2 separate regions of the Homo sapiens genome follow, and region 2 is linked to region 1. A link is a loop called in an ENCODE intact Hi-C map of the cell type or tissue named here. Cell type or tissue: mammary epithelial cell. All regions are shown on one strand. Each heading gives the region's core, and the rest is flanking DNA. Links, peaks and the distances in the headings are about the cores only. Region 1 has its middle 52 kb from the start of SPATA18. Region 2 holds the start of SPATA18 (spermatogenesis associated 18).

Region 1 (2,918 bases), core at 278-2,777:
ACTTCATGAGTGAGTGATTTTTTTCTTTTAAGACTCAAGGTGTGAGTAGCTTCTCTCTTTGAACCCTCCCTCTCAAAAAAAAAAAAAAAAAACAGGCTTTCTAGCTGGAATATTTTACATATTCAAAGTAAAACTGCCCACAGCCACATCTTGGGCCTTTTCAGTTTGACAGTATCTGTGGTAATGTGTGTGTGTGTGTGTGTGTGTGCTCACGTCTGTGTGTTCGTGCAGAATGGACTCAATCCCACACTCCTTAAGCCAGTCCTGGAAGGTCTGTTGGTCTAAACCTGAGGGGAACCAGCCCAGTGAAAACGCAGTACCTTTGGCTCAGCCATACCTTGCAGACTTCATTACCTGGAGTCCTGAACTTTGCACAGAGCATCCACAATCTGCTGCCCTCAAAGCATGGCTAGAGAAATAATAAAGTAGATACCACACTCACTACTCTCAATAAAACCCACAGAGTTGAAATATTTCTTTCTGCAGAGATTTTTTTAAAAAAAAATTATTATTAACTATATTTTTTTTGCCTTCATACAGAATTGTGCCTCTTTCAAGTACTCTAGGAATTTCACTCTGGCAAGTTCCTACAATTTCTTTGAGAGTTGCTTAGCAATATTATTCCATCTTTTAGGGGAAAACTAAAACACTTACTTGAAATAACCCTAAGAGTTTCTGAAATTGAGTTTGGGTCATGTAAAATATTAATCATTTGAAAATCTTGGAAATCATAGAGGATCATGAAAGAAACCATTATTTTCTCCTTTTTTCCATGTTTAAGAGCAAAGACCTACATCCAAAACATTTGTTAACAAATTGCAATAAGAACTCCAAGTTGACAAGATGATGGTATTGGTTTGCATAAGGGGATTTTTTTAAAGTAGCAAAAAAAAATGTTCTAGCAGAAAAGTTGCCTCCTGAGCCTTAATGGGAACAAATGCATAAATCCTTTACTACATATACAGTTATTTAACACTCCACATTTTCTTTTTTTTTCACATTTTTTTATTTTTTATTTTTATTTTTATTTTTTTCTCTCTTTTTTTTTTAATTGCCTTAATGGGATCAAATGCATAAATCCTTTATTACATATATAGTTATTTAACACTTCAAATTTTCTATCACACTTTTTATTTTATCCCTGGCTACCCTCCATCAATTTATTATCCAAATTCATGGAGAGCAGTAAGACCAGTAATTAAGTTATAAATTTTATCTGAGGAGTTGCTATTTGTTTCCCAATTTGAATCTTATTACTAACTGCTGGTATCCTCTCATTTCCTAAGCAACATTGCCATCTCATGGCTAACTCCATACATTTCCCAGGGAAACACCAGGCCTAGGTGAACTAGAGAGACCCTAATAGGATCAATGATGGGAACTGATTTATGTCCCTAGAATTTCCTCCAATTGTCGATCAAGTTTGGTTACAGAGGGAGAGCTCATCCCAGGAAATTGTACAACTTTGGTTTCCAGTAATCAGTGTCATTTTATCTTACATTATCACCTTTGGCTATTTGATGAAGAAAAGTTTAATTCAGTCAAGGAAAACACAAAGAGGAAAATCTGTCATTGCCACCAAGGCATCTCTTAGATCTATTAGCCAATGTATTTGAAACGCTGGCACACTCCAAGTGGAGTTACTTTTGGCCCTTTCCTGGAGATTTTCAGAACGTACTTGTCAACACTAAGATACTGTAATGATAAGAAATTATACCCAGACTTGAAAAGAAGAAAAATGCTTCAATTTTCATGAATGGAAATTGCAACAAGTTCAATTCAAGTATTATCTTTGGAACATTTGCCAAGTAAACAGAAAAAGCCAAATTTTTCTATTCAGTGTTTGCGAAAATTTTAGTTGAGGTAGGCCACCTGTGAGATCTAATATTTGAATGTCAGTTTCACTCCATTTTAGATTTTTCTCTAGAGACTCATATGAATAACTATAAAGATGTTCCCAAATCTGAATCATCCAGGTGACATCTAGCTCTATTTGGCAGATGACCATGACTAATCAAACAATGACCAATAGGGACTCATTATTCTAAGTCTATGACTGCAAATCTCAATGACACATAGTGAACACAGACTTGTAAGATGGAAGGAAATGACTTATAAGTTTAGTAAGAAAACATATTCTGTCAGTTCAACAAAGAAGCTGTCCAAATATAAACCACAAGATAAGCAAATTTTTACCTCTAGGGAAGACAGAAGTACTATACTTTCTCATCCTTCTCCTTTTATTGAAAATTTAATTGCATAGCCCATAATTAGCTATTTACATATGAATTTTCAGTAAATTATCTATTTCTGGATTGTAGCAAATAACATTCTGAGAGTCTTTTAAACGGAGACATCATTTTCCATTTAGAAATTTCCATCTATTGCATGTATGATGCTGCCCCATCATATATGCAATAATTTATTTTTGCAATATTCTCCTTGTCGGGCATTAAGGATGGTCCAGACTAGTGTTTTTCACACTTGGCTACTGATGTTGAAAATACAGATGTCCCTGGAGACTTTGATCCAGGGAGCTTGAGGTGGGATCCAAGAGTTTACCTCTAATAATCAAGCCAAGTGATTTTCATCATCAAACAAACTTTGAAAATACTAGTCAACATTTTCATTGAAGTTACTCAAAATCTAAGTATATTCAAAGCTCAGACTTATTGGAAGTGTAATTCATCTTAAAACTTGTCACTTTTTAATAACCCATATATTTTTTAAATGTGAAACATAATTTGAAATGTTCATAAAATGCATTCATGAATTATGATATAAATGAATCTTCACATGAAATGCTATTTAGTGTGTCCTAATTTTGAATAATGTGTATTTGTCACTTTCATTGGCTCATAATTCCATTTAAGATTAGGTGTCTGTATTTTTTCATAAATTTTTTGATGCCTAATATT
Region 2 (2,918 bases), core at 138-2,637, 51 kb after region 1:
CTTCTCATCACTTACAGGGAGTTTCTAAAATAATTGTTTATTAGTTCCAGACAAATCCTAGTGTTATTTGTAATAAACATTGTGACAAACAACATGTTTTTTTAAAATTCAGAGTTTAGTTAGGCCACTGGGCAAAAAAAAAGGGGTAAATACTGTATACATGTTAGAATTTCTTATTCTCAACCTCCTGAGACTAAGTAGTAGGTACTTTTAAAATTAGTTGGGGGGAACCCAAGTCTTTTATGATAAAGAGGTCATTTTAACTTTCCAGAATTCTTAATGGAGAAGGAATGGTCAGCGCTTGTTCTTTAAAAGGGAGCAAAGGACTGAACAGGAAGCACTAGAAAGGAAGGCTAAGGAGAAAGCTGTAGCTGCTCTTTGAGCTCCCCTCCACTTCAGGAGCACTGGTTAAAGGGTGAATGGGGAAGCCTAAGGACCTCATAACAGGCAGGATCTCAGAAACAAGCTAATCTAGGCTCAAAAACTTAAAATCTGAACAGGAAATTTACATATCATCTAGACCAATCTCTGCTATTTCACAGATGAGGTACTAAGACCAAGAGAAGTTAAATAATTTGACTCCGTCATTCAGCTAGTTCTATGCAGAGCCAAATGTAGAAACAAGGGGGGGCTAATTTCCGGTCCACAGTTCTTTTGCCTGGCCGCTCCACTTATTATGTAAGAGGGGAAATCCCTATTTAAGACGGACCGACCGAATGTAAAGCAAATTCAACACTCACCGTTCTATTTGGGGGAAGGGGGGAATTATGGGGAGGCAGGGTGCGAGTAGGGATTAATGAGATTTGAAAAGTGCTCATGGGTTTGGTGACAGAATACTGGCTTCTCACAAATGCCTGGAAAAAGGCCTGAATCCGCCCTGGTGTTGGAACTGTGCCTCAATTTCCAGGCCCACCAGCACGCAAGTGAAACCCGCAACGTTAACAAGTGTCCGTTTCGCTGATTTCTGGGTAAATAACTCCTGGGTGTGTGTTTATACAAATCCATTCTGATACAAACCCTGGGCAGGAGAGGGTTGTAGTAAAAAATAATTCGGGATTGGGGAAGCAGGCGGTGTGGATTGCGCTGGCAAGGGGGATGGGAAAGAGTGGCAGGCATGACCAGACCAGCCGCGGACAGCAGGGCTTCCCTATTGCTAGGTCGCCGGCGTCCTTAGTTACCACTGATTGGAAGCACTCTCCAGTCTCCGCAGCCTAGTGCTGCGCTCCGCAGGCCGCCTGCGCGCCGCCTCCCGAAGCTCTGAGACAAGGGCATGTACACACATGTCCTTCCTTCCCCAGCGATCCCGGTCGAAAGCTGAGATCCTGGTTAGGAATCGCAACCGCGGAGGCTTTGCAAAGTGGCCACCAACTCCAGCCCTAAGAAATCCCCGACAAGGGCTGTGCTGGAACCTATGGGAGGGCGAACCCCGGGGGTTTTTCACCCAGACTCACGTTGTACTCCTTCAGCCAGAAGTCTAGCTTTTCCTGCAACGTTCGTAAAGTTTCGTTTGAGACCAGTCTTTTCAGGTTTTCCGCCATCGCTCACTATTCCTCTCGGCCCCACGCTGCGCGATGGAGACTTGGGGGGACCAGGCGGTGGCCTCCGCAGGACCGTGGGGTGATATGGCGGGAAGGGTGTTCTCTTCTGGGGGGCTCAGAGCGCGGCAGGTGTTTCCATCCTCCCCCTCGGGTCGGACCTGGCCGGGTTCGGGAAGCCAGAGGGGAGGTGCCCTGGGCCGCAGCCGCCGCGCCTCATCCGCCGTCCCGCGCGGTCTCCTGGCTCCCCAGCAGCCGCCTGAGCCCGGCCATAGATACCCTGGCGATTATTAAACAAACCTTGACGTGGACGGGTTGGCTGCCAGGGACGCGCGCGGCCCGCGTCGTGGCAACGCCCGCGCCGCCCCGCCCTGGGTGACAGCCGCGCGCCCCAGGGGTGGACTGAGACGCGCAGCCGCGCGGGCTGGAGGGCAGCAGGGCGTCTACAGCATTCCTCCCCATTCGGGGTTCTGGGTGCCCACGCGTGTCCAGAAAAGCAGAAGTTAAGTCTCTATAGAAGTTTGGGGCTAGGCTCTCAGGAGATCACCTCTTTGGCCCCTTTATTCTTTCGCCTTTCATTCCTTTAATTCTTCATTTGTAGCGCCTTGGGTTTACCTGTATGAAACTTGTAACTAAAATTTCAGTACTTCTTACTTCTAGCTTTTACTTTGTTCCTTGACCCACTGGGTGGGTACCCAAGTTAATAGAGTTTAGCTCCAGGATGTTCACAAATTAAAGTTAATCCCTCAGGTTTGGATAAGATTTGGCAGTATGTATTTTAGTACTTTTTTTTTTAGAGTCATTGAGCACTCTAAAGCTTCATTTAATTCTGAATTCTCTAATTGGGACTTTCTTGACCTAGTTTGGCACTATTTCAAAAGTGTGTATTCTGCTACAGAAACAGGTTCAACTACTTAGGAAACCATTTCGACCATCTTTAAGCGCTTTCGAAGCAAGCTCTTTTATATACCATCAAAAAATGTGCTGATTATAAATCATTCCTATCCATTCATTAAAACAGCGGTGGGGAGCAGAGCCTCAGCTGGTTAGCTAGCTAGTTTAACTTAGTTTCATCTCTGTAGGTACTTGAAAATCTGTGAACACTGCATATATTCAAGTATTGTAAAATCAAGAATTTTCACCACCTCTCATTTTTTATTTCTCTTGATTACAGTGGCTTTACTATCTGCTAATGAAAATGAAAGGCTCAGTTTTGGAGCCTGTGTTCCTACTATTTTCTGTAGACCACAAAATAAGGACTATAGGGGTATAACATGTTATTTGATTGGAGTAGAATAATAATTTCTAATGTTAAAAATACCCACTCAACAAAACAGCTAAATATTCATTAAACAACTTCATATATATATATATATATATATA

What was found. A loop is a pair of places that touch in the nucleus more often than their neighbours do. Peaks named below come from ENCODE experiments on the same cell type or tissue, not always from the same donor. Only the 100,000 strongest peaks of a DNase experiment are listed, where the experiment ranks them.
Region 2: it touches region 1 in a loop (2.2-fold over the local background); 3 of 110 quality-filtered maps call a loop at or near these places.

The regions. Positions count from the first base shown.
Region 1 is chr4:52,101,916-52,104,833 of GRCh38, reverse strand. No RefSeq gene overlaps it. Among named protein-coding and RNA genes, the nearest start is that of SPATA18, 52 kb to the right of the region's middle. In mammary epithelial cell, for the core only: a CTCF peak has its summit at 1,325; a DNase peak (open chromatin) is centred at 2,023.
Region 2 is chr4:52,050,325-52,053,242 of GRCh38, reverse strand. It overlaps SPATA18 (spermatogenesis associated 18), which reads right to left and starts at 1,939. Exons shown (of 13, transcript NM_145263.4): 1 at 1,452-1,939. The coding sequence starts at 1,538. RefSeq lists enhancers at 1,147-1,496, 1,289-1,788, 1,789-2,290 and a silencer at 1,667-1,966. In mammary epithelial cell, for the core only: no CTCF peak of the experiment used is centred there; DNase peaks (open chromatin) are centred at 662 and 1,242; H3K4me3 peaks cover 2,210 bases; H3K27ac peaks cover 2,071 bases.